Linked DNA regions of Homo sapiens: regions 2, 3 and 4 are each linked to region 1. Evidence: chromatin loops called from intact Hi-C (ENCODE). Cell type or tissue: endothelial cell of umbilical vein. All regions are shown on one strand. Links, peaks and the distances in the headings refer to the core of each region. The heading gives the core; the rest is flanking DNA.

Region 1 (5,678 bases), core at 240-5,239:
AAAATTGCATCCTAGTAATCCTCAAGAGCTGCCATTTTATAAACTTCAGAAAAAATAAATGGTACAAGGACTTCCAGGAAGGCATTCAGGGTATTCTAAGTTATGTAGGAGCAAGTGATAAGATAGATCATAAAAACTTCTCTAATACCTACTGAAACATGAAGGCAAATGTTTGGAAAACTGTAGCAGAGCTAAATGAAAACATTTCAATAATCAATGAAGCAATTTTGAGCCAACGTGGCATTATATGGATTTATATATTATAATCTTTCTTCAGAAGACATTAAAGCCACTTGCAATAATTTAATTAGTAGTGACCAAATTTGTATTTTGAGCTAGGTAATGTGCTAACTGTGTTTTAGTGAGATAAGTAAAAATAGAATGTTCCCTGCTATCTAGTCCTTTAATGAACAGATTGACTAGCACATGAGAAGTCAAGGGCCAAATTCTGTGAAATTAGCAACTGATGCTGCTAACATAGAATCTAGAGGTAATGATGCAGAGCACTGCAATAAGGTTTTCTGTAGAAGTGAGGAGTGGTGTATAAGTGTAGAAATATATACATGTAATGATGGACAGTCACACATTTTCATTTTAGCATCCTACATGCAGGATTTGTGCTTTTATTTGTGCTCACACATAAGGCTCACAAGCGACCTTTTCTTCCAATAGGGGATACTAGTTACTATGTCAAATGCAAGTTGACTCAAAATTAGGAGTAGGCTAACTCCAAGTTTCTGGGCTACTGTTTATATTGAATATGTTAGTTAAACCAGACCAAAATGTGGTTTGACAAATTTAATTTTCTACTGACCAAACTGACCACTTATTTTGAATTTGTATGGATACTGCCTTGGAGCATAATTCTTGCCACAAGAACAAACAAAATAAAGCAGAACACTTTTACAGGAAATATATTAAGGACAGACTTTCCCTAGTGAGAGTGCAAGAACAAGTCAAAAGAAAGACTTTTAAAATAATTATTCTGAAGTTTTAAAAGTTATTATTTTATGTTAATAATTCTTCTGTGTTCTTAATTGTCTGAAAGCAATTACTTATACTTGGTGATAATTTATGCAGTCAGCAATATTATATATAACTTGCCTTATGATAAATGCACCAATAATTTGAGGAGAAACACATAAACTTTACATCAGAAGCTTATATGTTTAAAAGCTTTACATTAAAAAACTACTTCTAGCAAGGAAATAAGTTGACCCAACCTTTTATTATTTTACCTAGCAATTGCTGTTAGCACTTTTCAAGTTGCTTTTCAAAACAAAAATAAATTGCATTTAGTAAAAGAATCTGGGTACAATGTCTGGGACATGAGAGTGAATATGCTATTATCTATTACTAAAACCAAAGGGCCGTTTTTCACTTTAATTGGGCACATAGCTATCATTTTAAAGAAGATTACAATATTATTTTAAAAATAGTTACTATGAATAAGAATTTGGAAGGTGCAGAAAACTATGTTTGAAATGAACAGTATATATATCAGGTCAGATATACAGAAATGTATACCAGGTTAATATACAGATAAATAAAACTATTTTATAGCCTATATGTAGAGTTTCTTTCAGTATTTAATAATGTATTTTCTCAAGAAAGCCAAGTAACATAAAAAATAATTGGCCAAACATTTGCCTATTTTAAAAATTCTTATATCCTGATGGATTTAGATCTTCCTGCGAACTTAGTATTTTCTTACAGATATTCATGAGTGTTGGAGGGGTGGCTATTGCTAGAATAAAGTGCTAGTACTGGCTAGTGAGCTATGTCATGGACTAATTCAAATGGATTTTTAAATCCAACAAAATTATAAATGCTTACTTTAAATGGGAGTACACAATGAACTTTCTGAGGGGAAATACCTTCAATAGAGTGATCATATGTCCTAGTTTTCTGGGGCAGTCCCAATTCATAATTTCAGGCTCAAAAATGCTCTGGTTTGAAGAAAAAAATATTATTCAGTATATGGTGAACTTAGCCATACTTATCAATAGAGCAATGACAAGTAGCACATAAATACTAAGAGTGTGTGAGTAATTTATTTGGGAAACCCAAATCTTCTTTCCAGAAGAGTTTAAAATAGTTCTTACTATTTCTAGGATGGTTTTAGTTAGCATCAAAAAAGATGCCCTTTTTAATTCTGGATATGCATTTAATGTGGATTTATTCTGAAATGCCTCTTATTTGCTAAATATCAATCTTGATTGTGAAAATAAAAGGTTTATTTATATTTGTATTTAGGCATTTCGACTTAAGTAGTATTTGATTAAATGACCAATCCCTATATTTTACATAAATAATTTAATCATTAAGTTCTAAAGATGCCAAATAGTATTCATGTCTTTCCAGTTATAACGAACTATTTTCTTCAGCTATCATCATATTTATATAACTTGTAAAAACATTAGCAACTTATATTTTTATTTTCTTTAAAAGCTTATTCATATTTAATGTTAGTCAATAACATACAGTGAGACTTTAAACATTAATGACTATGGAACTGTATGTAATGCATATATTGAAATGTATGATGGATTTGCCTAGGAACCCTTAACACCTTTGAGAAAGTGTCACATCTTTCTTTTTACAGTTTTGAGGAATCTATAGTGTCATCCTGCCATCTAGTGTTAGACATTCTCAAATTACAAAAAGTTGTTCTCTGACCAGAATAAAAATGAAATTCTATTGCTTTTTCTCTAATGAAAAAAATCTCAACAACTAGGGAATATTTCTAAGAAAACAGTCTATGTACTTGATAAATATAGTTACAAGGGGCAGGTACTTAATGTAGACTATACAAATTAAAGCCCATATAGTCAATGGAGAATATGTATTTCATCGAATTTTAAGTGCAAAGGAAAACAATGATGTAATAAATGTTAAATCACAATGTAATTTTAAAATTACAAATTAAGATGGCATACCTTCTTTTGTCTTTCTATGTATTTATCACTCCATCTGTATTCATGATTCAAAGCTAGAGATGGCTAGACCAAAGAAGACTAACTCCTACATATCTGATCAGGAATACAAATCAAATCATTGAAAACTAACAACAGAGTGATAAATGTCTCTCATGTCTGATAAACAAGGCTCTCACTATGTTAAAGCATGGAAAGCATCTGTTCCACCACTATCTGTTGGAAACAAAATCAATCATTAATTCACTATGATCCTGCTCTGGCTTAATGACTCCCACCCTGCTAACATTGCCATAGCCAGTAACTACTTGCATTTGCCACCTGAGGGCATGGGAACTGGCCCACCTAGTATGATGTAGCTCCTCCTAACACCAGTGTATACTATTTTGAAGCCTAAGGATTGTCTCACTACTGCTACTGCCATTGCCCATGCCACACATGATTCCCAGGGGACTAAAAGCCCACCCACCTGCCTTGCCCAATATTATCTCTGCCACTACCTGAGGAGAGTTGCTTGAAAGCCCCCAAATTAGCCTGTTTGCACCTGCTAACATTGATGTCCATGTGGGCTAACCAGAGACCCAAGGACAGGAACACTTGGCCCACCACTGCATCCACTGGGTCCTGAGGACTGGCCCAAGCAGAGTCCCTGTTCCCAGCAAAATCTCACCACAGCCTGCAACAACAACTGCAGCCTAAGCCACTGAGGAAATCACAAACACCACTGATGTTATTTGTAGCTGCAGATATTACACAGAGACTACATTCTCAAAATCAAAGCTAAAGTGTCCTACCCAACAAATACCATAGATATGTCTTCAGGAAAAAGTCTTCCCCTATGAAAGCCAGTTCAATGGACAAAAATAGAGAACCCAGAAATATATTTACATATCAAACTACCATCTAGTTTTCAACGAAGGCACCATTCAATAAATAGTACCAGTATCCAGAAAACTGGATTACCATATGCAGAAGAATAAAACTAGACCCCTATCTCGTATCATATATAAAAGTCAACTCAAAGTGGATTAGAGACCAAAATATAAGTCTCAAAACTGTAAAACTACTAGAAAAAAATAGGAGACACATTGATCTAGTTAAAGATTTTATGTATAAGAAGGCAGAGGCAATAAAACAAAAATAAACAAATGATACTATACTAAATTAAAAACTTCTGTATAGCAAAGGCAACAATCAACAGAATAAAGAAATAACCTGTTGAATGGGGGAAAATATTTGCTACCTTTTCATCTGACAAGGGACTAATAACAGCAAAAACTAATAACTCAATTAACAAGTAGGCAAAGAACATGAATAGACATTTTTCAATAGATGACATACAAATAGTCAACAGATATATTTTTAAAATGCTTATTATCACTGATCATCAGGGGAATGAAAATCAAAACCACAATGGGATGTCATCTTACTCCAGTTAGAATGGTTACTATTAAAAAGACAAAACACAATAGATGTCGGTGAGGATGTGGAGAAAAAAAAAAAGCTTATGTATTGTCAGTGGGAATGTAAATTAGCATAGCCATGATAAAAAACAGTATGGAGATTTATTTAAAAACTTAAAAACAGAACTACCATATGATCCAGCAATCCCACAGTATTCACAGGAAAGGAAATCAGTTTATCAAAGAGATATCTGCACCCTATGTTTATTGCAGCACTATTCATAATAGCCAAGATATTTAATCATCGTAAGTGTCCATCAGTGGATGACTAGATAAAGAAAATTTGGTTTACCTACACAATGGAATACTACTTGGCCATAAAAAGAATGAAATCTTGTCACTTGTAGCAACATGAATAGAACCGGAAATCATTATGTTAAGTAAAATAAGCCAGGCACAAAAAGTCAAATATTGCCTGTTCTCTCTCATATGTGAAAGGTTAAAAATTTGATCTCCTGGTGATAGAGACTAGAATAATAGTTACTAGAGTCTGGGAAGGGTGGGTGGGGGATAAAAAAAAAAGATTGGGTAGTGGTTACAAACATACACTTAAATACAAGGAATAGGTTCCAGTGTTCAAGGGCAAAGTAGAGTGACTAGAGTTAACAACAATGTATCATATATTTTTAAATGGCTAGAAGGGAGGACTTGAAATGTTCCCAATATAGGAAAATGGTAAGTACTCAGGTGGTAGATACTTTAAATACCCTGACTTGATTGTTACACATTCTGTGCACCTAACAAAAGACCATATGTACCCCATAAAATGTGTGACTATTATATAACAATTTTTTAAATATGTGGAAGAGGCATCAAAACAGAGTCTGCTACAAAGGCTGTTGCAGGTAGGCAACACTTGCTCAAGTGCTATACTTGGATTGCTCCTAGAGCTTGGAGACCAGTGAGCAAGAAGAGAGACACATATGTGTACATGAGGACACAGAATGTAGGGCCATGTTGACTGGGGTAAGGAATTTGTATTTTACTCCATGTGCAAGGGGTCATATAATCCAAAGTATGTTTTAGGAACATGCTGGTGGGTCTGGATGAGGTTTGGGTCAGGAGAAAAGTACAAAAACTTTCTCTAGAAATTTTTTATGACTTTCTACAAAGTATTAGTTGAAGTTAATATCCTTAGTTTTAATCACAGTCCCTTATATGTGATACTCTTAAAATTCATTTCTCATGGCATTTTTAGATTCAGAAAATAAAAATGCTACAATTAAAAGGCTCTCTTTTTTGGATTAATTGTAAGGAAGGATAAAACTAAATTTGATTT
Region 2 (5,678 bases), core at 167-5,166, 760 kb before region 1:
TTTAGGTCAGTTCTGCTGGCTGTACAACGCAAGTGTGGTGCTGGCATCTGCTCTGGTGAGACCTTAGAAAGCTTACAATCATGGTGGATGGTGAAAGGGAGACAGCGTGTCACATGACAGGAGAGGGAGCAAGCGAGAGAGAGAAGGGAGTTGCCACACTTTTAAACAACCAGATCTCTTGTGAGCTCAGAGCAAGAATTCAGTCATTACCATGAAGAGGGCACCAAGCCATTCATGAGGGATTCTCCTCTATGAACCAAAGACCTTCCACTAGGCCCCACCTCCAACATTGGAGGTCACATTTCAATATGAGATTTGGAAAGGACAAAACATCTAAACCATTAGTTATATATACACTATTTTCATTTGCTTAACCAAAAAATACTTTTCCAGTACTGAGAAGTTTGTTGTTTTCCAGCATATTGAAAACACTGGGAGGGACAAGGTAAGAATGATAAGGGTGGAAAAGGACAATGAACTACAATGGTAAATGGGGTGATGTCACAGCAGGTGACATTTATATTGCACTATGAGATGTCCCACAGTTACTCCAAATACAAAGAGACCACAACTGAACAAGGCAGGGCTCATTACTCTAGGCCAGTTAATGTTGATAAGGTCATAAGCAGCCACCTAAGATCTCAATTTGTCAATTTAGGTGTCACACTAGGCATATCTCCTCCTCTTCCAATTAACCGTATCTGTTTATTGTAGTCTTATATACTGTGTCTCCTACTCTTTTCTTCTCCTTTTCAGTTTCAATGACCTTTGGCATCTCCTATGGGTTTTGGCAAACACCTCTAAACTGGCATCTTCTCTTCCAATTTATCCCCCTTTAATCCATCTGCCATACTGAGAGCAAAGTGATCCTCCTAAAATGCACAACTGGTAGCAAGTTTCTTCCCTGATTAATTTCTTTCATTATCATCTACTGTGTGAATTTCAATTTCTGTATACAGCATCTAAGTTTATTACAGAAGTTAACAAATGTGAAGTACTTGAGCACACAGTAAGTACTATAGAAATGCTTGTTATTATTATTTTTTTAATGACCTGGTCTCCACTCTCCTTTTCAATCTAAAACACTGTCATTCCTCCATTAGAATAATTGCTCACACTTTTGCAAGCCCACTGTGCTTACACACATCTGGGCTTCACACACACACACACACACACACACACACACACACACACACTCTTCCACGTTCCTGATTTCTCCTGTGTGGAAGTCTTACTCTTTTTTATATTCTACCTCTCCTGGTGTTTCATAGCCCCTACATACACAAGATATTTTCTTCCAATTCTGAGACCTCTGGACTTGTATTGCTTTTCTGTTTGTAGCCACCACATTGGGTTCTAATTTGTTCCTGTGTTCCTCTCCCCTAATAGATGTTGAGCTCCTGGAATGCAGGGATTGTATTTTACTTATTCCAAGCACCTGAAGAAATGCTGGCACATGGTAAGCAACTAGTATTTAGTAAGATTTTTTTGAACAAATGAAAAGGATAGGCTAGAATTAGATAAAATGTAATTAAGAATATTTAATGATATGGAAAGAAATTCCCACTAGGGCAGAGAAAAGAAGTTTAGTCAAAATCTGGCGCGCTGCAGTTTAACTTCTAGCTAAGCAATGATGGCGGTGATGCAGCAAAGCCTATTTGTTTGAGATCCTGGCTTTTTGATCCGTTGGTGCCACCCACGCTATGTGCTGGATGGGGGTAATCAATATACCACCTTCTCTGCTACTTTGGGCTCAGGTGGAAGGAATTTTATTCCACTCTCTGCAAATCTTCCCGGTGCCTCAGTGGGAAGTGGACGCTGTGAGGGTCTACCAGCTCCCAGAAGGCCTCCCCTTTCTGTTTCCCCTAGGGCCCTCCACCCGGGCTGCAGCCCCAGCATCGCGTCCTCTCGGAGCAGCCTGGCCCCAGGTGGCTGCGGGGCGCGGGACCGCGGGCCCCGGCTCGCCCCTCCCCGCGCGTCACATGCGCGAGGATGCGAACTCCCCTTCCCTCCTCCTCCGCCCCCTCCGCCTCCCGGGCCTCTTCCTCCTGCCGGTGAGGGAGTGCTTGGCAGATTGCGCGAGGGGGAGCGAGCGAGCGGGCGCTGCCAGGAGCCCGCAGCCCTGGCGCCCGCCGCCGCCCGGAGCCCCGCAATATGCCGCCGCGGCCCTCTGGCTCTAGGCCATGGCGAGGCTCTGCCGGCGTGTCCCCTGCACCCTGCTTCTCGGCCTGGCCGTGGTGCTGCTGAAAGCGCGGCTGGTCCCCGCGGCCGCCAGAGCGGAACTCAGCCGCTCCGACCTCAGCCTCATCCAACAGCAGCAGCAGCAGCAGCAACAACAACAACAACAGCAAAAGCAGCTGGAGGAGGCTGAGGAGGAGAGGACAGAGGTGCCTGGGGCAACCTCCACCTTGACGGTTCCAGGTAGGTCCTGGCTGCCCAGCCCGGTCTTTCAGTCTCGGCCGGCGATCTCTTAGGGCCTCGCCGGCTTCCTCGCCCCTTCCCTATCCATTCCTATCCTCGTTCGTTCCTGTCACCATCCCTCCCGATCTCTCTCCCCAGACTGGCTGCCCAGCCTTTGGTCCCTTGATCTGGTGTCGGGAATCTGCCCTCCGGGTAATGAGCTTTCTGAGCAGCTCAGAGCACTGCGGTGGGTTGGAGAGGGGTCGGGAAGGCTGGGGGTGGGTGACTGCCTGGATTGATCTTTTTCTTTTCCCTCCCTTCTTCCTGAATTCTACCCTCTGCCCTGGGAATGACTGTAACACACACACACACACACACACACACACACACACACACACACACACCGTTCTTAAATCCCTTAAACATTTTGTTCTCTATCCTTTTCTCTCCTAGAGACTGAGAAATCTTGCCATGGACACCCACACACCCCTTTTCACCATTTCTCCATGCCTGCTATATTTAAATTTAGCCATGAAGAGAGAAATCTTTATATATTTTATTATTTATTTCTCTTTCTCTTTACCCCAGGAAGGGTTTAAGGGTTCATCTTATTGCAAAGAACTCTTTTAGTACAATAAGATGAAGCAAAACAAAACAGGAGTTTGTAATTGAAGGAAAGGGAAAAGGAGAGGGGGACACATAAGGTGAAGTCTGGAGTGGTGTTAGAACAGCAAAAGCCTATCCCTAGAGAGAGAAATCTCCTTACTTGTTAGTAGAACTTAAATGAGGCAGATTCTTGACACTGTTCAGTGAAGGTGTAGAAATACGGCTGTAGTATAGGTGGCTGTAACAGTTCCGCAGTTCCTCCCTCTTTCCCCCCATTAAAGCTCCATCGGTAAGCAAATAGCTAGATTATCCATGTATATTGCATCTCCCTACCCCGCAACCCACTTCGCTTCATGGCTGTAGATTCTTGTCTGCTATTTGGAAAGAAAAAAAGCCTCCAATTTTCTGGCACGAGGGCTTAGGTTTTGTGAAACCAAAGTGAATTTTATTATGACGTTTGTTTTTGTTTTAAAATCCTGCCTGGTAACACTATATGAGTGCTGAAAATGAGATTTGAAAGAGTGGAATCAGCATCACATTTTGTATTGCTTGCTCATCGTCAAAAAGCAGTACACAGGCATGCCAGCTGCGATTCATGACACAGCCAGGATGATTTAATTTATCAGAGTGCTCTGAGCATAGGATGAAATCACCAAAGTGTGCAGGAAAGCATGTGTTTCTGACACCCTCTTAAACCAATTAATAACACTCAAGTGTGGCTAAAAGTCTTGAAAGGTATACAGTGTATGGTGGTTTTCCTACCCAGCTTTTAATAACTGAAAGTGATAATATGGTTTGGGTGAGGCTGCTGTTAGACATACTGTTCGCTAAAGTTAAGGAAATTGGATATATCAGATTGATTGGCCTCATTAATAGAGATATTTCATAAATTCACTATGAAGCCGAAGTCTGGGAGAGTGTTGGTGGGTTTTATGGTTTGCAGTATATTTTTATTTCAATGGACCTTTCAGGAATATTAAATGAATTTTGACTACTGTAATATATATATATATGTTGTGATTAGGGTTATGAACTACTGCAATAATATGAAACCTGAATCCAGCATGCAAATTAAAATGTTTGCTTTCTGATATTTGTGAGGGAATATTCTGAAAAAGCTGATTGTCTGGGAAATTAGCAGTTTTTGTTTTATTTACCTATTAGATTGAGATAAAGGAACCACACTCTTCGATAGATCAAACTAGAACCTGAGAAGTAACCTATGATGATTCTTCTTCCTCAAAAACTCTAATTACCCAAGCCAGTGGCAAACAAGGGAGTAATTCAATTGATTGCTGTTTTAGTTATTGGAATATTGAGTCTTATAATGCAACACAGCTTATAGACAAATGAAGTTAAAATATTCCTTTGAATGCATTGTGATCTCTCCATTGAACTGGTCTTCCTGTTTCAACCTTTGTTTCCCTACTGTCTGTTCTCCTCACACAGCTAGCGATCTTTAAAAAAAAAAAAAACATTAAATAGGATCATTTCTGCCCACACTCCTCCAATGGCTTCCCGTCTCTCTCATACTAGATGCCCAGATCGTGAAAATGGCCTACCAAGGTCTAGATCCTTTGTATCCTCCTTTTCCTCCCGTCTCCTTTAGCCCTTACCCTAACTCTCTCCACTGTAGCCACACTAGCTCTATTTTCTTTAGCTTGCAAGTGGACCCAAGTGTTTGGCCTTTGCACTTGCCATTTTCTCTGCCTGGAATTCTGGAACTTCACATTTTTCAGGTTTGCTCAAGTGTCTCAGTAACTGACAGACCTTTTCCTGACCAGGTGTTTAAAATAGTAATCTGCACATCCTTTTTGCTCTTACCCAGATTCATTCTCCTCCATGGTACTCATTATTCTCAGCTGTTCTAATAAGCCTGTTTTTCCCTTGATAGAACATAAGCTCTGTGAAAACATGGACTTTGTTTTGTTCACTGCTATATTTCTAGTATCTCGAAGAGCACCTGGTTGGTACCCATAGACATTCAACCATTTGTTGAATGGATGGACGGATGGATGGATGGATGGATGGATGGATGGATGGATGAATGAATGAATGAATTCACTTTCTCAGCATTTGTTCGTCTTCATTGGATAAATTCTCCATTGGAGTTTAGCAGGGGATTTATAAAGATAAACGTTATGTAGGAAAGTTTGTAAGTAGAAGTTATAAAGTATGTAAATTTTGGATCTTTAATTTTAGTTAATTTCAGTGTTTATCTTATGCTGACTACAGAAAACTGATTGATACCTATACTTGGGCCTACTTATTGGGTTTTGTGAAGAATTTGGGGTTTTTTTTGAGACAGGGTTGAGTGCAGTGGCGTGATCATGGCTCAAGTCAGTCTCAACCTCCTGGGCACAGCCTCCTGAATAGCTGAACTACAGATGCGTGCCGCTGGGCCCAGCTAATTTTTAATTTTTTTCTTTTTGTAGAGATAGGGTCCTGCTTTGTTGCTCAGGCTAGCCTCAAACTCTGGAACTCTGGGCTCAAGCAATCCTCCCATCTCAGCCTCCCAAAATGTTGGTTTACAAGCATGAACCATAATTCTTTACCTGAGTATACTTAATCTTCTTATGACCTAGGAGGATTTTAACATATATACCTTTAAATAGCTGTGATTGAGCTTGCATTCATTCTTTACCGCTGTATGATGCTTCTGATTCTTTGGA
Region 3 (5,678 bases), core at 511-5,510, 590 kb before region 1:
GGTTGTAGAGATGTAAAAGAAAGAATGGGTTTAAGGTGTAGAATCAAAATACCTTAGAAATCCAAAAGACATGGATGATAGGGAGAAGGAAGAGTCAGAGATGAGTCCCAAACCCTTGCCAATAGGTAACACAGAAGACAGAACAGGGATTGAAAGAAACATATTGAAGTCCAGGTTAGACATGTTAAGACTGTGGTGCCTGTGATTTTTTGTTATTGTTGTTTTTTGGTTTTTTTTTTTTGAGACAGGGTCTTGCTCTGTCACCAGGCTGGAGTGCAGTGGCATGATCTCGGCTCACTGCAACCTCCATCTCCCAGGTTCAAGTGATTCACCTGCCTCAGCTTCCCGCATAGCTGGGACTACAGGCGCACACCACCACGATCAGCTAATATTTTTTGTATTTTAGTAGAGACAGGGCTTCACCATGTTGGCCAGGATGGTCTCAATCTCCTGACCTCGTGATCAGTCCTCCTTGGCCTCCCAAAGTGCTGGGATTACAGGCATGAGCTACTGTGCTAGGCCAACTGTGAGATTTTTAATGGAGATGCATATTAAAAAGTTGGATATGTAAGTGTGGACTCACTTTCATGTGCTACTCTTTTTTTTTTTTTTCCAGGAAAGAAGGCTTAGTTGATATAAAAATCTTACATTCAATTATTTATGATTAAGGATTTTGACAATTGAAGGTTTAACTGGTAAATTGACATAGACTGCATCAAACTAATATAACATCATGCTATTAATGAGGTTTCATTCCTTTAAAATAACCTCGTTTTGGAGGCACAAATTTTGAAGAATTAGTCATGAATTTATGATGTCTCCAAGGTAATTTAGGTGTGGAAGTGCACAGCTAGACTCTCTAAATATCATCTTTGGTTCTATTGCATTGGAACACTTATAAACCAATATCTTTAGTGTATTTTGGCTTTCCTCTCAGTGACCCAAGTGGCAAAAAGATCTATTAGCTAAATAAGCACACAAGGTTGCTTCTTGGTAAATTAAACATATGAATCTAAATAATGTATTTTCCAAAACCCCACTGAAGCTATAGTAAAGGAATATTATGAAAGACATGAACCCACAAGTCAAAAGGAATCAGAGTGGAGACAACAGCAACATAATTTTGGAAAATGAAATGATGGATAAGTGGTAGGCATTATAGCAAACTTATGAAAACTCTATACTAAACTTGTGTTGCAAAAGGTAAGAACCAGTTCAATTTACTTTGAAGAATTTTAAAAGAGCCAAGGATTTATGTGATTAGCTACCTTTGGCAGTTGGAGGGTCCAGTGGGATGTATTTTATAAAAAGGAAAACTAATTGAAAGCTGCTTAGGAAGGAGTTACATTCCTGGTTCTCCTTTCTCAGTCTGAAAATTTAGGTAATTGCCTCCATCCAAGTAAATCAGCAGAGATTTGTTCTCTGGAGGAGGTCAAACAAAAGGGCATTGAGGGATACCAAGCATAATTAGTGATATCTTACCAAAAAAGTGGTATTAAGTTAACATGCATACTGGAGGCTGAATCCCACCCCCTCCTTACTCTACCCTATAACTAGATTACTGGTTATCAGAAATTTGCCTTCCAAGAAGAAAATAGTAAGAGTCTTCTCTAGAGAATCTGATGAAAATGTAAATATTAATTAGAGGGGCTCCCTGATGGCATGGTCCAGCCAGATTACCTGCAGTGATGTTTACAGTCAGAAAGCCCCTCCTGCCCACTCAGTGTTTCAAACTGGGGTTTTTCATCACCGACTCTAAAATATGAGCTGACAATCAAGGCTTATAAATCTAAGGGTGACCTTTAACATAAAAGATGCAGATCAAATAGCTAAAAGTAAAAAACTATGAGGTCGAAACGGAGATTCTGCAGAGAGAAAATCATAAAAATTTGCATAATATTTTTAGAGAGATGTCTATAGAAACAAAGGAACAGAATGCTATAATAAAGACATATTAAGATAATAAAAATGAGATTTTAGTAATTTAAATTATTACAAAGAAAAGATAATTGTAAGAGCTGAGAAAGTTCCCTCCCAAATAATCAAACAATAACAAAAAAAGACAACAAAAACTAATTCACCATCACCATCACCGTCAACAACAAAAAACAGAATAAGAATTCAAGTGAGGAAATATTGGAAGAGAGCACAACAGTTTCACTACCCAATTAACAGAAATTCCGGAAAGAGACCAGATAAAAGAAATGGGAAGAAAATTTCAAAAATAATTTTACAACATTTCCTGGAACTGATTCGAGGGCTCCTCAAGTATAACACATTTGCTGAGTACGGATGTATAGGTTGGGCATGGAACCACTCCAAGGAAGCACTGTGTATGCATAAGCGAAGTCATGCAGTTCACACCTACAGGTGGTGGCTCTGCGTCCTACCAAGACCGATGGACATGAAATTTCATAATTCTGGGGAATGACAGAAGATCCTACACTCTGTGGGGGGTGTGTGTGTGTGTGTGTGTGTGTGTGTGTGTGTGTGTATGAGAGAGAGAGAGAGAAAGGAAGATAGGGAGAGAGGGAGAGAATGAGAGAGATGAAAGAAGTGGGAGGGAGAGAGAGAGGAGGGAAGGAGAGGGAGGGAGAGAGGAAGGAAAGGGGAGAAAGAGAGAGAAACTAAAGGATCTAGAATCAGAATTGATTTTTACTTCTCATCAACAGCAGTGAAACCATGAGACAAAGAGTAATGCCTTCAAAATTCTAAGGAAAAGTAATTTCTAACTTAGAGTTCTATACCTAGCCAAGTACTATACTTACAACCTAGGTGACAAAATTATCTGTATACCAAACCCTTATGACATGCAGTTTACCTATATAACAAACATGTATATGTACCCTTGAAACTGAAAAAAAGCAAAAGCATAATAAAACAAATCTTACATGTTTGAAAATGTTTCTTATCTGCATAATGGTAAGTTTGGGGAAGGGGAAATGGGATGTAGAGAAGAGAGGACCATTTTTGTCTCAACAAACACTGATTATTTTAGCTACATTTAAAAAACCAAATTTGATTAAAACAAAAATGAAGAAAAAGCTACTGATTACTTTTAAAAACCAAATTTTTATGGAATTTGGTGAGGTATTATTTGAAAACCAACAGCATCTGCTTTCAATCATTTCAAGCAATTTTTCACTAAATTGGCACCAAGGCCATCTTGCCTTTTGGCATGTTTATGATATGTATATCATGTGAGTCTGTGTGTATGTGTGTATTATTTATTCTACAGCTTAAGGGTGAAAAGCTTAAAAATGGATTTCTTGGAAGCATTGGGATCCTATTTTTATTCCACTAGGTGTCAGCATAGTACCGTGAACCTGAATGCTATTGGGTTAGCAATCATTAAATCATTGCTTGTTCATAAACATGTTTTTATTTATCTTTCCAAAAATGATGATGTGAAATTTAGATTTAATAATGTAATCATCTTCTGCATTGTAATCATTATTCTCTACTCAAATGTTCCTTTTCCCCCTACCTATTCAGATTAGTATGAGCTGCTTAAATTAGTTAACCTTTGGTGCTAATATACATCAGGGAATAGAAAAAGAAAACAACTACTGACAGAAATGACAGCAATGAATGTGTTTCCTGCATCTGAACTTTGGATTTTCAGTCAGTGTTTTTTTTTTTTTTTAGTAGGTTAAGAGAGACATTTGGCTGACTGGGAAGATCAAAAGTATAACATTTCCACCATCTGTTATCTAGTTTATAAATATGCTTTAAAGGATATGAGCAATAATTGACTAGTTTAGTGCCATGGCAACTGATAAGTGTTCTTGTTAAGAGGACGTGTTGGGTAATTATTGTTAGATATTTTTAACTTATTTATTCCCCCTCTGACTAATCACTGTAGCATCATTGGCTTTGGCTTTGTATTGACTTGACCTTGACTCATCTCAACATCAGCCATACATATACCTATATGTGTATATGTGGATGTATATATATACACACACATATATAAACTCACATAGACACACATATAAATGTCAACAAATACAAGGAGCATGTCTATCTTTATTTTCTGTTTATTATAATTAGAAAAGTGGCTGAAACGTAATAGGTATGCGATAAATATTTGTTAGACGAATTATTTAAAGACAATTTGATAATATATATGTGTAAGAGATTTAATTATTAAGACTTGGTCACTTATGGATGCAGATAATTAGGAAATGAGAAAGTCCCTTGGGGTTTCTAATTTAGAAGTCTTGGTGGTGGCATTCATAACTACGTGGGACTCCAGGAAGAGTTGTAAGTTCAGCAGGATAGATAATGAGTTCAGATTCTGCCATTTTGAGGCAGTGGAGTGGACAGCAAACTGAAGCTGTCTGATAGGCATTGGCTATAAAGCTCATACATTTTGTAAAAATATTTGAGCGGGAGATACAGTAATTATCATGATGTAGAATGGGTCAGAGAGTAGATAAGTTTACCCAGGCAGGGTTTGTTCAATGAGGAGAGAAAAAGGCCAAGGGCAGAAACCTTGCAGAATAACATTTTAGGAATAGTGTACAATGAAAGGGAATCCTGAAAAAGAAGCTGGAAAGGAAAGAATAAAGTGTTAAGCATAAAAAGTAGTGAATTTTGGACGGGCGCAGTGACTCATACCTGTAATCCCAGCACTTTGGGAGGCTGAGGCAGGCAGATCATGAGGTCAAGAGATGGAGACCATCCTGGCCAACATGGTGAAACCCCGTCTCTACTAAAAATACAAAAATTAGCTGAGTGTGGTGGCACGTCCTGTAGTTCCAGCTACTTGGGAGGCTGAGGCAGGAGAATCACTGGAACCCAGGATGCGGAGGTTACAGTGAGCCGAGCCGAGATCACACCACTGCACTCCAGCCTGGTGACACAGCGAGACTCCGTCTCAAAAACAAAAAACAAAAAACAAGAAACAAAACCCAAACAACAACAACAAAGTAGTGAATTTCAAGAGAAATAGAATGGTCACCAGGGTCAAATGCTGCAAAGTAGTCCAGCCATATAAGCAATAAAAGGCACATATTTATGAATTAGGAAATTGTTGGTGACTCTGCTATGGAGTTATGAGAAGAGATTACCATTTACAGTATGACTGAGGATGACATAGGACATGAAAGAGTAATATAGTGAATACGGACTGTAGACTCTACTTCGATGGAATATGACTATTCAAAGAAAGGGAATAAAGAACTTGGCAGCTCAAGGTTTGCTAACGCCAGCTGCCCCAAGGTTGAGATTTTATGGAATAGTTAATCAGCAGTCTTCAAACTGAGATATGTACAGTTCTTGAGGTCCATGAAGACTTTACCAAGTACATAGGGTTGAAATAATTTAGAGATTAATGTCTATATCCTCCATTCCACATACACTCTTTGCTAATATTAATTGGCCTTAGAGCTTTAGTTAAAATATCATACTTGTTTTCTTTTCCTACTTTCCTTTTGCAACTACACTTCTCTTGCTTTATCAAACAAAATCACATATTATCTAATCTGATGTTGATCATCCCAGGGTATAAAATCATGGAGACATCAAACAAAAGAAAAATTTGTATTGATGATGAGAAAGTGAATTTCCTCAATGATTCAGAAACAAAATTTTTTGAACGTCAGGGAGTTTCTAATTTTTTGCTTTCAAAACAATTGAAGGAACTGATAAATCATTAAAATATAATTTTTGAT
Region 4 (5,678 bases), core at 253-5,252, 550 kb before region 1:
TTTACAATTTGGCATGGTTTTGCAGTGGCTGGTACCAGTTGTTCCTTTCCATGTTTAGTGCTTCCTTCAGGAGCTCTTGTAAGGCAGGCCTGGTGGTGACAAAATCTCTCAGCATTTGCTTACCTGTAAAGGATTTTATTTCTCCTTCACTTATGAAGCTTAGTTTGGCTGGATATGAAGTTCTGGGTTGAAAATTCTTTCTTCAAGAATGTAGAATATTGGCCCCCACTCTCTTCTGGCTTGTACGGTTTCGGCCAAGAGATCTGCTGTTAGTCTGATGGGCTTCCCTTTGTGGGTAACTCAACCTTTTTCTGTGGCTGCCCTTAACAATTTTTCCTTCATTTCAACCTTGGTGAATCTGACAATTATGTATCTTGGGGTTGCTCTTCGCGAGGAGTATCTTTGTGGTGTTCTCTGTATTTCTGGAATTTGAATGTTGGCCTCCTTGCTAGGTTTGGGAAGTTCTCCTGGATAATATCCTGCAGAGTGTTTTCCAACTTGGTTCCATTCTCCCCATCACTTTCAGGTACACCAATCAAATGTAGGTTTGCTCTTTTCACATCATCCCATATTTCTTGGAGACTTTGTTTGTTTCTTTATACTCTTTTTTCTCTAACCTTGTCTTCTCGCTTTATTTCATTAATTTGATCTTCAATCACTGATACCCTTTCTTCCAGTTGATCGAATTGGCTATTGCAGCTTGTGCATGCTTCACGAAGTTCTCATGCCATGGTTTTCAGCTCCATCAGGTCATTTAAGGTCTTCTCTACACTGTTTATTCTAGTTAGCCATTCATCTAATCTTTTTTCAAGGTTTTTAGCTTCCTTGTGATGAGTTCGAACATCCTCCTTTAGCTTGGAGAAGTTTGTTATTACCAACCTTCTGAAGCCTACTTCTGTCAACTCGTCAAAGCCATTCTCCATCCAGCTTTGTTCCATTGCTGGCGAGGAGCTGCGATCCTTTGGAGAAGAGGTACTCCGATTTTTAGAATTTTCAGCTTTTCTGCTCTGGTTTCTCCCCATCTTTGTGGGTTTATATACCTTTGGTCTTTGATGTTGGTGACCTACAGATGGGGTTTTGGTGTAGATGAACTTTTTGTTGATGTTGATGCTATTCCTTTCTGTTTGTTAGTTTTCCTTCTAACAGTCAGGTCCCTCAGCTGCAGTCTGTTGGAGTTTGCTGGAGTTCCACTCCAGACCCTGTTTTGGTGGGTATCACCATAGGAGGCTGCAGAACAGCAAGTATTGCTGCCTGATCCTTCCTTTGGAAGCTTTGTCCCAGGGAGGCAGCCACCTATATGAGGTGTCTGTCAGCCCTTACTGGGAGGTGTCTCCCAGTTAGGCTACATGGGGGGTCAGGGACCCACTTGAGGAGGCAGTCTGTCCGTTCTCAGAGCTCAAATGCCATGCTGGAAGAACCACTGCTCTCTTCAGAGCTGTCCAACAGAGACATTTAAGTCTGCAGAAGTTGTCTGCTGCCTTTTGTTCAGCTATCCCCTGCCCACAGAGATGGAGTCTAGAGGCAGTAGGCCTTGTTGAGCTGTAGTGGGCTCCGCCCAGTTCAAGCTTCCTGGCTGCTTTGTTTACCTACTCAAGCCTTAGCAATGGAGGATGCCCCTCAGCAATGGCAGACGACCCTCAGCAATGGCAGACACTGCTGTCTTGCAGATCGATCTCAAACTGCTGTGTTAGCAGTGAACAAGGCTCTGTGGGCATGGGACCCGCCGAACCAGGCACAGGAGAGAATCACCTTGTCTGCCATTTGCTAAGTCCTTGGGAAAAGCACAGTATTTGGGCGGGAGTGCCTCGTTTTTCCAGGTAGTCTGTCACAGCTTCCCTTAGCTAGGAAAGGGAAATCCCCCAATCCCTTGCACTTCCTGGGCGTGCGACACACCTCCCACCCCCTGCTTCAGCTTGCCCTCCGTGGGCTGCACCCACTGTCCAACTGGTCCCAATGAGATGAATCAGTTACCTCAGTTGGAAATGCAGAAACCACCCATCTTCTGTGACGATCGTGCTGAGAGCTGCAGACCGGAGCTGTTCCTATTCAGCCATCTTGGAAATCCCTCACCACTTAGTTTTTAATCTGTAAAGCGAAGACAATTAAGCTTGCATCACAGGGCTGTCATGTAGGTTAAATGAGACAATGTATATAAAGTTCCAAATAAAGTACCTGCTAAAGTAGATGGTCAATAGTTTTGTTCCTTTTACAGTGGCACCTAAAATGCTATCATTATTTTGGATTAAAGTATATCTCCAAGAACTCCCTGTTAAATGCAATTATCGAACATGACAAGCAAACATTTGTGTTTGTGCACGTGGTGTGTTTATTTATTCTTCTCTATGGTAATACAATTCTGACAGCTGGTCACAAAAAGAGTGGATAGAGTGTGTTATGGCCTTTTAAGAGGCATGAGAGATGGTGTGATAAGACATTGACTAGGGTGAGGTTTAAGCCTATACCTCAGTGCTAGGACTCTATAGAAAACATTGGATCCTTGGAAAAGAGGGAGATAAAGCCTCAACGCTGAGGCAGACAGCAGGGCTGTTGGACAGGGAAGAGTGCATCTAAGATAGGTTTCAACCTCCTTATATTTTAATTCAGACAAACTGGTTTATCTCATTTGGCTTTTGAGAACCCAAAAGGAGACATTTATGTTGAGGTTACTAAACTGTGCATCCTGGAGCATTTCTGTGAATCTGGGCCTTTCAGTGTTTTCAGGTTAACAATTCTTTACTTCTGTCACCTCTCTTTGTTCATATTAAAGTACAAATACCCTGTGGAAACTATTCAGTAAAAATGCGGCCCTTTGAAACAAGTGATTTCTAGTTAAAATCATCTGAATAATTTTGCTGCTTAGTTTTTATCTTGCACTCTATTTTTGTGCATCAAGAAATTTAGACATTTAAAGATATGCATGTTGAATTAAAATAAAAAAGAAACACAAAATAGTAAATTTTTGATACTGTCACTAAGTTATGATGAATTTCTCTTTCAATACTTAAAATTCTCTTAAGAAGTGTGAAGTGTTTTCTATTAGCTGAATTGCATTTACATTTATAATCTAGCCAGGTTTGGGGAATTTCATTAAAAACCTTGTTAAAATTCTTACGCAGCATTTACATTTCACTTAGCTATCACAAGAGGGAGTAAGAGCTCTGCTTAATTTTATATATTTTCAAACTTTTCCCAAGATAAGTTGTATAAAAAGAACCCCCTTGAGTGCTGATGATGAAATTATTTACCTTTTCCCTAATTCATCTAAGAATTCCTTTATTAACACTTAATTTGGAACTGACATGACAGTGTAGTCAAGCAAATAAAAGTTAAATTCATGAAAATATTAGAATCTTTGCATTTAATACACGATCATTTTGCAAAACATCTGAGTGTATTTTTTATACAGGTTGGCTAATCTGCCTGAGTTAGCTATCATGTTTTTAGCATTTAGGTTATTGCAACAAAGCTTTTTATTGACAATGATGCAACATAATAATGAAATATGTTTCAAAGGTGAAAAATAAGCTTTTAGGAGAAAAACTTGAAATTCCTTTTCTAGGATTTCTGTAACTTATGAAAGTTCACTGTTTTCCCTTCTAATTTTATTGTTTTCCTGAAAAAGCTGTGTGCTAAAGTGCACACAATCACTTTATATACTTTGACATTCCACACATCATTAGATGGTTTTGAGAAAAAGTGTAAAATATCTCCTATGGAAAGTACAACATTGCTGATCTTTGTAAAGTTTCTTAAGAAATGAAAATTTGTGAAATCCCTTTTTCATCACATCAGTATGTTTTTCTTATATTCTTTAACAGAATAGGTATAATTTCCCCAGAAGATTGCTTCTTCCAGCTTAAAAATAAAGGGCTAAGACTTGAGAATCTGTTGCTATTTAAGAAAAGAGGTTCCCAAACTTAATATTGAATGGGTAATGCATATGTTTTGCTTTATGAATAAAAGACAGACATTATGATGAACTGATGCTACAACATGTTTTTAATTTAATTTATTTATTTTGATAGCTTTATGGGCATGAATGGTTTTTGGTTATATGGATAAATTTTGTAGTGGTGAAGTCTGGGCTTTTAGTGTACCCGTCCCCTGGATAGTGTACATCGTACCCATCCCCTGGGTAGTGTACATCGTACCCCTCCCCTGGATAGTGTACATCGTACCCATCCCCTGGATAGTGTACATTGTACCCATCCATTCCTGAGGTACTTCACTTAGGATAAAGGCCTTCAGTTCCATCCAAGTTGCTGCAAAATACATTATTTCATTCCTTATGGCTGAGTAGTATTCCATGGCATGTATACACCATATTTTCTTTATCCACTTATTGATTGATGGGCACTTTGGTTGATTTCATCTTGCAATTGTACAACACATTTTTTTAAGCTTGAATGTAGCTGTGGATTGTTTTCCTTATCTAAAATTCCCACAAAGATGTGGGAGCAAGATATTGTACAGCAACATGTGTAGAGCAAGATATTTATTAAAATAAATTATATAGCTTAATATATAAATCCTTTCTCACTTCTCATGAAATATATAGATATTAAATGACCTAAAAATTTTGTTTTTTGGAATATCTATGGAAACTATTCAATAAAAATGTGGGTCTTGGCTACAAGTCATTTCTAGTTAAATTTATCTGAAGAATTTTGCTGACTACTTACCATTTTTAAACTTTGATTTTACAGTAGGAACTCTGACCTGCAAAAGAAACACTTGTTACTGTTTTTAATGCCTTAGCTATTAACACATCAGCTAACTCCATTCAAACTTCTGGGAATCCTGAAAAAATGGCAGAGCTTCCCCACCCCACCCACTGCTCCCAAAGTTTCCCACAGTTATTTTTTTCCCTCATGTGGTTTAAGCTTATTAAAGTATGATTATGATGGGTCATTTGTAATAAAAATTCAAAAGAAGTGATTCTAAACACATAGCCTCAGAGCAGTTAGATCACAGTTATTTTACAGGGAGAAATACAAGTTATACTTTTATTTTAAATAGCACAATTCTAAAATCCCATATTAGTTAGTGAGTTGCTAAACTACTAGAATTAGCCTCAGGAAAAATTTCTTTTCATGTAAAATAATACAAATATAAAATATAATACCTATGAAAGGAAGTTCTAGCACTTGGTCTTGTTGGGTCTATCACTTTTATTATTGAACTTGTATTAGTGATAGAAAATTAAAGAACACATTAATTTACTTAATGTAAGGCAAGAAAATTTTACAACAAAAGCATATGTATGAATTCAATTTAAAGTTCAATAATGAATACCATTCTTTAATTATTGAAAAGATATCTGTCGTACACCTGCCATTTACTTAATCATTTCAATCTAGCTTGTTTAAAAATGAATTTAAAGTGATTTACATAAATGTAAAAGATCGGAGAAGAGAAAATAATTGATATTAATAGAAGGGATGAAACAAATCAAAATATGAAAGAAAATATAAGCGTGAAACAAGTAAATGCCCTCTCATCCTACTTTTTATTGTTTCTTTTTCTTCTAACAGTCAGTGGGACAGAATAGAACACAGTCAAAAATTTTATTGGTCATACATTAAAAACAATCTAATTTCTCTAGAAAATCCCAACTATGGTATTGAGAGCAGAGAAAGTATTTTTCCTTTTGGTTTTTACAGAGACAACACTGCATA

The links. A loop is a pair of places that touch in the nucleus more often than their neighbours do. Peaks named below come from ENCODE experiments on the same cell type or tissue, not always from the same donor. Only the 100,000 strongest peaks of a DNase experiment are listed, where the experiment ranks them.
Region 2: a loop joins it to region 1, with 5 times the contacts of the local background. A loop is called at or near these places in 2 of 110 quality-filtered maps.
Region 3: it touches region 1 in a loop (14-fold over the local background); 93 of 110 quality-filtered maps call a loop at or near these places.
Region 4: a loop joins it to region 1, with 11 times the contacts of the local background. A loop is called at or near these places in 25 of 110 quality-filtered maps.

The regions. Positions count from the first base shown.
Region 1 is chr2:187,450,627-187,456,304 of GRCh38, forward strand. The region is part of intron 2 of CALCRL-AS1 (CALCRL and TFPI antisense RNA 1); the gene reads left to right. Among named protein-coding and RNA genes, the nearest start is that of CALCRL, 5.2 kb to the left of the region's middle. In endothelial cell of umbilical vein, for the core only: a CTCF peak has its summit at 2,633 (motif pointing left); a DNase peak (open chromatin) is centred at 2,595.
Region 2 is chr2:186,691,991-186,697,668 of GRCh38, forward strand. It overlaps FAM171B (family with sequence similarity 171 member B), which reads left to right and starts at 2,070. Exons shown (of 8, transcript NM_177454.4): 1 at 2,070-2,421. The coding sequence starts at 2,184. RefSeq lists a silencer at 1,874-2,233. In endothelial cell of umbilical vein, for the core only: no CTCF peak of the experiment used is centred there; DNase peaks (open chromatin) are centred at 2,061, 2,431, 2,601, 3,341 and 1 weaker place; H3K4me3 peaks cover 1,659 bases; H3K27ac peaks cover 488 bases.
Region 3 is chr2:186,859,729-186,865,406 of GRCh38, forward strand. No RefSeq gene overlaps it. Among named protein-coding and RNA genes, the nearest start is that of ZSWIM2, 13 kb to the left of the region's middle. In endothelial cell of umbilical vein, for the core only: a CTCF peak has its summit at 3,319 (motif pointing right); DNase peaks (open chromatin) are centred at 3,423 and 3,673; H3K27ac peaks cover 801 bases.
Region 4 is chr2:186,900,215-186,905,892 of GRCh38, forward strand. No RefSeq gene overlaps it. Among named protein-coding and RNA genes, the nearest start is that of ZSWIM2, 54 kb to the left of the region's middle. In endothelial cell of umbilical vein, for the core only: no CTCF peak of the experiment used is centred there; a DNase peak (open chromatin) is centred at 3,257.